Regions from separate parts of the Mus musculus genome. Here region 1 is linked to region 2. A link is a loop called in an ENCODE intact Hi-C map of the cell type or tissue named here. Cell type or tissue: heart. All regions are shown on one strand. Each heading gives the region's core, and the rest is flanking DNA. Links, peaks and the distances in the headings are about the cores only. Region 1 overlaps Klhl2 (kelch-like 2, Mayven). Region 2 has its middle 9.0 kb from the start of Gm40501.

The links. Hi-C counts contacts between places; a loop is a spot of excess contacts. Peaks named below come from ENCODE experiments on the same cell type or tissue, not always from the same donor. Only the 100,000 strongest peaks of a DNase experiment are listed, where the experiment ranks them.
Region 1: it touches region 2 in a loop (2.1-fold over the local background); 1 of 42 quality-filtered maps calls a loop at or near these places.

The regions. Positions count from the first base shown.
Region 1 is chr8:64,735,247-64,740,630 of GRCm38, reverse strand. It overlaps Klhl2 (kelch-like 2, Mayven), which reads left to right. Exons shown (of 15, transcript NM_178633.3): 15 at 1-956. Among named protein-coding and RNA genes, the nearest start is that of Msmo1, 4.4 kb to the right of the region's middle. In heart, for the core only: no CTCF peak of the experiment used is centred there; no DNase peak of the experiment used is centred there.
Region 2 is chr8:64,869,271-64,874,654 of GRCm38, reverse strand. No RefSeq gene overlaps it. Among named protein-coding and RNA genes, the nearest start is that of Gm40501, 9.0 kb to the left of the region's middle. In heart, for the core only: no CTCF peak of the experiment used is centred there; a DNase peak (open chromatin) is centred at 2,634.

The DNA.
Region 1 (5,384 bases), core at 128-5,127, 130 kb after region 2:
TTTGTGAAAGAGAATAAAGTTAACGTGTGTTCTTGTAAAATTAAGTTTTATCTTTATTCTTTCTCCTGAAAAATCTCCTGGGAACAGAGAATCTTTGGAGCAGATTAAAATCTATGTAAGTATATGACACTGTTGAGGGGTGAAACTGCTGGCTTTTATAAGTATCTTTGATTACATGACTATAATAAATTGTGTGCATATAAATGTGTGTCTATATGCTTTCCTTTAAATATGTTTGAAAAGATGTTTGATTATCTATTTATAATTGGCACAGTACTTTGAATTATGCCAGTACTACATTGTAAAACAGAGTTGTATTTTTTGATATTTAACAATGCTGAACACTTTAAAAAACGCCACTTCTGAGGAATGAATGAACATGGCGTAACACACTTTAATATGTGTGATGCCAAACTTTTTTAAATAAAATATAAATTATGCTTATTTATTATTTTTTTCTTTAGTTTAATCTTGATCATGTTTTGGTGTGTGTTTTTAATTTTTTTTCTTAAAGTAACACTTTTGGCATGAACATACCTGCAGGTTTTTTGATGAATATAATGAATGTGTGGAATTCAACTGAATTTGCATGGTCTTAAGAATTTTTTCTGTGTGTATAAATTTAGCTGCTATTAATGGAAGAGAAAGCTTTCTGTGACTAATCATGTGTATTGAGCAGATAGTTTTTCTGAGATCTTCGATTAATCTCTTTAAAGATGACCAACATGTGTCTTTCTTGAATTATCTTTGAATAAAAGTTTGTATATTATTTGTTTCACAACGTCCTTGGTTTTACCAGTGTGACTTTTTGACTATTCCTTTTGCAGACCTTGGGTTCTCTGACTTCATACATTGATACCATTATTTTTCATGTTTGGAACAATTCTGTGTTTTCATTTTTATTTATTTTTTGCTAAAGTAACTTGTACACTAAATCTATTAAAGAAATAACCAATAACACTGGGAGTTGTTCTTGGGGAAAAAATATTGACCTCAGCCATCAAAGTAATGGACTGACTAAACTATTATATTTCCTTACTCTTTAGGATCAGTAGCACATAGATGAAAAAACAAAAACAAAAACAAAACAGTAAGTAGCCTTGATAGAAGGGGAAACAGTTGTGAAGCAACTGAGGATCCGTGGCTTTGATAATAAATACACAGAGCTGAAGGATGGGAGTGAAGGAGTGGGTTGAGTGCAGGGCACAACAGAAAGGGTGGAATTGGAAAGGAAAATTAAGCTTATGATTGTCTGTCAGGAGAGGAATCTAAAGGGTCACACTGTCAGCAAAAGTTATAATCATCAGGAAAGAAACACATGCTAAAATTTCTCTGTGGTTGATACAAACTGTTCACATTTAAATAGAACCACATTGCACAGTTGAAGTCTCCATTACAAATAAAGATAGAGTTTAATCAGGAAGGGCCTGTGTTCACTTGATGAAACATGAATTTCCACATTAGTGCAGCCTTCCAGCTTGGCCATTATTAGCAAACATGTCAGGGGTCTAATGAGTCTGGAACTCAGCCATGTCTAACAGCAGCGCCAAGAGAAGGTAGACATTCTATTTCCCAGTCAGTTCCTAGAAATGAGGAATGAATGGTTCTTTCTCTTATCACAACACAGAATATTCCTATGACTACATGTTTGTGAAGGGCCCTCACACACAGCAGTTCTCCAAAGATTGTTGCCTGAATAGCCAATAGTTCAGTTTACCCAATCAAGAAACAGGGTCGGATCCCATAAGACTGAGGGCTCAGCCCCACCAGCCTCCCCACCCCAACTTCAGATACCAGTCACTGGTATTTCTTCCCAACTGACTAGAAGCAGACTGTAGTGACACTCCCTCCTTGGGTGACCCCTATTTGCTAAGATAGCTCACAACTTAGGAAGACATATTCTGATTTGCTTCATGGTTTTTCTTGGTTTTTTTTTTTTTTTTTCATCATACAGGGTCTCAAATGTAGCCCTGACTGTCCTACGTAGACCAAGGTGGTCTTAAACTTAACCTTTCTCCTGAGTGCTGGAACTAAAAGTTTGCATCAGCACCCCCATCTTATATTCTGGTTTGGCTTTAGATATTGCAAAGCATACAGATTGAGATGTTTCTGAGGCAAGGCAGGGAGCTGTCCTATCCTTAGAGCCAGCACTGTCTCAACCACTCTAACTGGGCTTGCCTAACAGTCTCTTCCCCTTGTGTGAGAGGTCCTTTAATCATCCAATCAATCTGGTGACCGCTGTACATCGAAGGTGCCATGCCCTAAGTCGTCTTATTGGCATAGACTGCGCTGTGAGCAACCTTTGCTCCCTGGGTAATCAGACTTTATTGAGAACAGCTTTAGGAACAAGTGACAGGGATGGGACCAAGACCGAGCACATTTCATGTGCTACGCTTCTAAACTCTGAGTATCAAAGTTACACCTACAATTTTTAGTGTGTTTCTTAATTTAATCTCAGTGTATTAGGATAACAGAGTAACAACTTGGCTTGTCAAACAACACTTTATCTTGGCTTTCTGGTTCTAGTTGACTTGGCTTTCTGGTTCTAGCTTGCTTGCCAAGATCTGTAAGCTGCTGGATTCCTAACTGATGGTAGGTGACTTTGGACATGCCTCCCTCCCCATTCCAACCTTCACCTTCTTGGTTTTTGATATTTGCTAGTTAGTTGCTTTGCTTTTCTCCTGACATACAGAATGATTTCCCAGATGATCTCTTACTGTGTAAGAAAGAGTTCAGAGGTTGAGGCAAAGAAGCTCATAGAAATTTTACTAAGAAAGCAACCTCCTCCCTGAAGTAAATGGTTCTCACGCCTTGGCAAAGGAACTTGGCTTCCCAACTGGCAGAGACCATTACTGAAAACCACGGCTGATCAAAATCCAGGAAGTAAGATTGTGTGGCACTTAGTCCCAAAAGATGCATCTACAGCTGGACTCCTGCAGCTGAGGTTCTGGGATCAGTGCAGAAGCGGGTGGAAAGATTGTGTGAGCATGAAGAACAGGGAGTTTGCTGTGAGATTATGTCTCTTAATGAGTCAGAGAAGACCCATAAAAGTCTCATTACCGTGGCTGCCTACACAAGACCTCACCAATAAAGGTGACACCAACAGACATGCTGACATGGCACAGGGAAAGCTTAGGAGGCCTCAACTTAAGACCAAGAACAATAGGCAACTAAGGAATGTGGAGATCAAGAGAAATAGTCTTCCTCAAAGAATCCCCACCAATTGGTTTATTCAGTGCCAGATGCTCATTGCTAAAGACATACATACTAACAACATTATGCAGACTTAGTGGGTTGTATTTTTATATTTATGAATATCTGACAACAGTCTCTTAAAAGGTTCTGAACTTGAGAGAACACAAGAGGGAGTATATGGGAGGGGCTGGAAGAAAGAACAAGAGGAGATGAGGTAATTTAAAATGTGTGTGTGTGTGTGTGTGTGTGTGTGTGTGTGTGTGTGTGTGTGTGTGTGTGTATAAAAGGAAGCAGTCTGGGCTTGAGTAAAGTCAAGGCCAGATCTGCATACTTGTTTCTCAAGGGAGCCGTGCTGCCTGCTTGTCTTGAATCTACTTGTTGGCTAAAAGCAGAGAGGTCTAAGGTTGAGGGCAGTAGTGGATATGCTACCAGACAACTTAGTTCTTTATGTCAGGCTCTGTTCCTTGGCTGTGTGTTGTGTAATACTGTACTACCTGATTATGTGCAAAGAACACCTTATTTCAATTTGCTCTTAAGCACTCGGTCTTCTACAGACTCCCATGGCTGCTGGTGCTTCATTTTGGAGCAAAGGTTAGATGGCTGAATAGAGGCATATTTTGGTATCGGGTTTCTTAAACTAAGCCTAGGATTCTCCACTGTATAAAGGAAAGGCTCCAGTGTGTTGAACCCACAGACACAGAAACCATGTCTGTGTCCTGTGCTATGTATGCCAGTTGTGAATTTTAAGAAATTTCTTAGGCTTTGACTCTCACTTTATTATGACAAAAATTAAGACAGTGGGTAGTGTTATGTCACAGAATTTCATAGGATTTGAAAAAAAAGTGCATGTTTTGTGCCTGGACCCCTAGGTAGGTTGCATTTTACTGTGTCCAGCCATGAACTTCCAAGATTTAGGAATAGTTCACAGAGATACATATGATTCTTCTGGGGTTTAATGCTGAGGCTGAGTCCATAACCAATGCTTCCTGTGAACTCTTTGACTTGTGGCTTGATCCTCAACGTCTCACACAAGCTAGGCAGGGGCTCTACCTCCCAGCCTACTGAGCTTGTTAAGTGTACATACTTGCTGAAGTGTCTACTGTTAAAAAAAAAATGGCTAACGTGCTCAATCTGCCCCCACAGTGTGTGACCAGCACTGTCACATCCACGGCCTCGGACAATAGGAGGCAGGGGATCTGGACCTGGGATAGCCAAGCAATGCAATCCTGAACCTGTTAGGTTAAGAGTTACAGCCTATCACCCTGGAACAGCCAATAACCAGGCTCACACTGGCCAGTAGAAAGAGTTGGGTTGGGGAGAGAAAGAATCCTGCTTATACTTAATAGCTGGAGGAAGAATCGCTTAGGGAGCACCCCACTTTCTCTATGAGACACAATTTATCTGACTCAGGCCTAACAACTGAGCTGCAACCTTAACCTCACAAGAGACACGTTCTTTTCCTTTGAGGTGACCTGCCTGCCTCCACACTTTATAAAGAATATGTGAGCTAAAGGCATGGAACACTTAGCCATGAGTACAAGGTACACTGGATTCCCCAGAAACACCCATCAATGGAACTTGTTCAGAAGATCAAGCCAGAATTGCAGGGAAGGGAAGACAGTTAGTTCCATGCAGAAAGGGGGGGGGGGGGGAGAATGACATCTTTCTATAGAAATTCTAGGATAGCTTGCACACAGTGTGCACTTCAATGAAAATGTATACTTTTCATGTAGATGGGAGCAGGGCTGGCCTCAATGATGCCCTTGTGCAATTTTTTATTAAATGATTGGCAGAGGTAGGTGGATCTCTGTTCAAGGCTGGCTAGAGTTACATAATGAGTCCCAGTCTCAAAAAAAAAAAAAATCATGTTAAATACCCCAGCTTGGCCTCATACTCAGAACAATCCTCCTGCTTCGGGGTGGGGGTTGGGGGTACGGTGGGGGAAGGTTATTCTTGTTTTGAGATAGGGCCTCCTCATGCAGCCTGATTGGCCTTGAACACGTTACGTAGACAAAGCTGACCTTGAATTCTGATCCTCCTGGTCCGATCTGCCAAGTGCCTGGGTTACACCACCACAGTGGATATGGTATTTTGTCGTTGTGGTTTTTCTGGGACACCTTCTTTAAGGAAAAGATTGGCTTCCTGTCACCACATTATCTCTAGATAGGCTTTCACAAGTGGTGTAAAAG
Region 2 (5,384 bases), core at 135-5,134:
CAGAATGGCTAAGATCAAAAATTCAGGTGACAGCAGATGCTGGCGAGGATGTGGAGAAAGAGGAACACTCCTCCATTGTTGGTGGGATTGCAAGCTTGTACAACCACTCTGGAAATCAGTCTGGCGGTTCCTCAGAAAATTGGACATAGTACTACCGGAGGATCCCGCAATACCTCTCCTGGGCATATATCCAGAAGATGTTCCAACCGGTAAGAAGGACACATGCTCCACTATGTTCATAGCAGCCTTATTTATAATAGCCAGAAGCTGTAAAGAACCCCGATGCCCCTCAACAGAGGAATGGATACAGAAAATGTGGTACATCTACACAATGGAGTACTACTCAGCTATTAAAAAGAATGAATTTATGAAATTCCTAGCCAAATGGATGGACCTGGAGGGCATCATCCTGAGTGAGGTAACACAATCACAAAAGAACTCAAATGATATGTACTCACTGATAAGTGGATATTAGCCCAGAAACTTAGTATAGCGAGATATAAGGTACAATTTGCAAAACACATGAAATTGAAGAAGAACGAAGACCAAAGTGTGGACACTTTGCCCCTTCTTAGAATTGGAAACAATCACCCATGGAAGGAGTTACAGCGACAAAGTTTGGAGCTGAGACAAAAGGATGGACCATGTAGAGACTGCCATATCCAGGGATCCACCCCATAATTAGCCTCTAAACTATGACACCATTGCATACACTAGCAAGCCTTTGTTGCAAGGACCGTGATATAGCTGTCTCTTGTGAGACTATGCCTGGGCCTAGCAAACACAGAAGTGGATGCTCACAGTCAGCTATTGGATGGATCACAGGGCCCCCAATAGAGGAGCTAGAGAAAGTACCCAAGGAGCTAAAGGGAACTGCAACCCTATAGGTGGAACAACAATATGAACTAAGCAGTACCCCGGAGCTCTTGACTCTAGCTGCATATGTATCAAAAGATGGCCTAGTCGGCCATCACTGGAAAGAGAGGCCCATTGGACTTGCAAACTTTATATGCCCCAGTACAGGGGAACGCCAGGGCCAAAAAATGGGAATGGGTGGGTAGGGGAGTGGGGGGGGGGAGGATGTGGGGGACTTTTGGGATAGCATTGGAAATGTAATTGAGGAAAATACGTAATTAAAAAAAGCTTTATAATTATAAACTAGTCATATAATAATACTATAACATCAAGATATTTTACATTGTTTACAATGTCTGTGCTTTTTAAAATAACAAAAGCAAAAATGAAAATGAGACTATCATTTTAAAGGCATGTTTTTAAATATTGACTAAAAAATAAAGGCAACTCCTGTTTTCAAAAAAAAAAAAAAAAAGAAAGAAAGAAAGAAAGAAAGAAAGAAAGAAAGAAAGAAAGTAGGTTGGGCAAGCCATGCAAACAAGCCAGTAAAATAGTACCCTTCCAGGTTCCTGCCTCGCATTCTGCCTGAATGTCCCCCAACAATGAACTATAAGTTGCAGTGGAAATAAACCATCTCCTTCCCAAGTTGCTTTTGGTCATGGTCTTTATACCAGTAATAGGAAGCAAGTTTATTAACTTGCCACCAACACACTTCCAAAGCCAAAGGTCCAGGCTACACAGTCAAGCCTCCCACCCCATCAAAAACCTCCAGTAAAATAGCCTTATTCTTCTTTTAAATTTTGTATATGTGTATGTATGAGTGGTACACACATGGGGCCGTGTGCATTGGAGCATGCAGAGACCAGAACAGAACATCAGTTGGCTTTCTCTGATCACCTTTGGCCTGATTGCCTGGAGACATGGTCTCCCACTAAACTTGAGGCTCACTGTTCTGTCTGGGTTGGCTGGTCTGTCAGCTCCTTAGTGTCTGTCTATCTCTACCCCTGTGTTAGAGCGACAAGCACACACAGTCATGCTTGGCTATTCTTTCCTTTCCTTTTCTTTCTTTCCTTTTCTCTTTTTTCTTTCTCTCTTTCTTTCTTTCTTTTTTATGTTGAGGGCCGAGGAGTTTAAAATTGCATATGCATGGGTGTTTTTTTCTTGCATGTATATCCGTGAGTCACTTGCATACATGCACAGTGCCTGCAGAGACCAGGAGCAGACATTGCATCCCCTGGATCTAGCATTACAGGTGGTTGAGTCACTATGTAGCTGCTGGGAATCAAACCTGGGTCCTTTGGAAGAGGGCTTTTAACTGTTGAGCCATCTCCACAGCCCCATTGTGCTAGGGATTCTAGTTGAGGCCCTGCTTCTTAAAAAGCAGCAATCTTCCCCACAGAGCCATATCCCCAGTTCAACTTTCAGAAAAATCAATATAGTTTTACTGTAAGAAGTGCTATCAGAGAGCTGTATGGGGTAAAAATGATGTGGTCCTACCCACCGCCTTGCTAGGGAGAAGTGGGTGGAGGATTGGTGGGTTGGGGTCACAGTCTCACCCAGTCCCTAGAGGTCACAGTGGATAGCCATCTTGGCCTGAGAGATGTCTGACACATCACCTCAGTTGTAATGTTTGAAAACAGAAAAATCTTACACTCAAAACAATCCTGTCTGTGTGCCTGCCAATCAGTCAGTTCCCGGCTTTGCTGGAACAGTGGTCAGATACTAAAAAGGAAATGTTACAGAATGCTTACGCCCCGCCCATCCTGTGTGTGGTACAGACTGTTAACCGCACACCTTGTGTTATCCCTCACACATCCTGGATTCCTGGGGAGAGGGAGTATGATGTGGGCGTATTTCGTGTGCTTGATATCTATAAATACACTCAGAGGCTGCTCAAAGCTGCTCCCTGTTATTCTGGCATCTTCTCTATTCCGGGTTTCCTCACACACCCTCACAGAAGAGGAGAAAGTGGATTTCAACTCTGCCACCCTGACCACAATCCCAGAAAATCACTCTAACAACAGTTACTGATTTTTAGGTACACCTTCCTCTCAGACGGGCAATGTGAGAGGCGAGTCCTTTGGCAGCCGCATGCTGCACACCGATTTCTGCTAGGTTCTCTTGACCTCCTTCTGGGCCGACTTTGGAGACACCACTTCTATTTTTGGCACCATCTGCCTTCTGTAGTTTGATTCAGGGTTTTCTCCCAGCCCATGACTCTGATGCTATTTTTTGTTTGAAGCTTTTCTTTCTTTCTTTTCCCAGAAACCCCAGCCCACAGATCTTCCACCCACTGCTGCCTAAGGCTTACCCAGCCCTTGGAGTCTGCAGTCAGTCACCTGGAGGGGAGGATTTGCTAGGGTTCAAGATCCATTGAAGTTGTCCCTTCTCACCCCTCTAGTCAGACCTGTGGTTTTCAGAATACAGTGTGTGCCTCACATGATGGCTTTGCCCTGTACTAGCTATGGGTTATTTAGTGCCTTACTAGACTTAGGTTTCTCAACCAAAAGAGGGAATCCCTGACTTTACCTCAACTGGGTCTTCCTTTATATCCCATGCTGACCCCAAATTCCTGGATTTAAACAATCCTCCCATACTTGCCTCCCTAGTAGTCGAGACTACGAACACATACTATCCAAACTACCTTAAAATGGGGGATATTAATAGTACCTTCATCACAGGATGGGATGCGTAATATTGATTGTTTACTTGACAGGACCTAGAACCACTTAGGAGACAAATATCTGTAAGGAAGTTTATAGACTGGGCTAAGACAGAAGACCCTCCCTAAATATGGGCAGCACATTCTTCATGTCCTGGATTGAGTAAAAAGGGAAAAGGGAGAGATGAATATTGTCTCCTTTCATATCCGTCTTTCTCAGCTTCCTGACTGTGGATGTAATGTGACCAGCGATGGCCATGATGCCCCCACTCTGATGAACGATACTCTCAAACTGTGAACCAAGATGCACCTCCCTTAATAAGCTTTTGTTGGGTATTTTGTCAGGGCATTGAAACAGTATCTAATACATGAGGTTTTAATAAAGATGGTAGTGGATTAATGGCAAACTTAATGGACCACGCTTCCTCAACCCAACATATTCCTTACAATGTTAGTTTTAGCTTTGGCCATGCAGCCTGATTTGGGCAATAGCACAGAAAGAGATTTGAAACACACACACACACACACACACACACACAGAGAGAGAGAGAGAGAGAGAGAGTGTGTGTGTTTTGTATTTACTTCCTTACTGATTTGTAGAACTTGGCCACCACCTGAAGAAGCCTGGCTTAACCTACTGGATTCTTAGATACCAGTTGGCTCTGTCTTATCAGCCTACTGCTAAACCAGTCAATGGGACATCGGGGAGTAGCCAAACCCTGCTGGCTTGCCACGTGGCTGTAGCCATATGTGTGACTCCAGCTGTCACCATATGGAGCAGAGGTAAACTTTCCCAGTTCAAAGTGCCAATCCATAGAATCTAAAACAAATAAGCCATGATCAAGTCATTATATTGGGACCTGTCTGTTTTTTAGCAATGATTGAATGATGCAAAATTAATAAACTTGCTTGCATGGTACATGGACAGTATTTAGGAATGTGTCCAGATTGGGATATGTCAGTAGCTACTTAGCATTAGTTTAAACCAACCATTTTCTTATTCTGGAAATTCCTATCTAGGCTGAGGCTTCTTAGACCCTTGTGCTTTTGCAGACGTCTAAAGCTTGCACATCCGTATTTGCCCACCACCTACCTTCTTCCTTGTCTTCCAGGCAGGGAGTATCCAGAATATTTCCTAATTAGGAAGACATTGACTAACACTATGTAATCCACTTGAATGTCAGAGTCATCTTCAAGATTTAGATTAAGGCTTAATATTGGATGTCACCTGGCTTATCCCAACAGCACATCGGGCTTCTCTGCTCGGGCTTGCACATCACTTAACCCCCACCCCACCCTGTTCTTCACACACTACCTCTCTTAAATCAAATTATCATAAGTCAGAGGCTAAGCGATATGTAGCTCAGTTGGTAGAGTGCTTGCCTGGTACACAAAGTTCTGAGTTCTATCCTCAGCATAAACCAGGTGTAGCACTGCATGTTTGTAACCTCAGGTCTTAGAAGATACAGGCAGGAGGATGAGAAGTTCAAGTTCATCTTTAGCTATATAACAAGATCAAGGCCAGCCTGGGGTACATGGACTTTATAATAAGCAAATAAATAAACAAAAGCAGACAGAGGCAGGAAGACCACAACTCTGAGGCTAGTCTAGGCTACATATGTAAATGCTGTCTTCCCAAAGTCAGATTCTATTACTCTGAGGGAAGTCTAATACTACAACCATTTTCTTGTTCACTCAGTAAGATCTGAAGTTTTTTCATAGGCCCAGAAATCTTACAAAGATTGGAACCTGCTCTTGGCCATCATCCTGCCAATCTCACTTTTCCAGGAAACCTAAACTGGGTCTCCTACATGTGCTCCCAAGCCTTCCTTTGCCCTTTTACTTCAGTGTCACTTGAGGACCCACC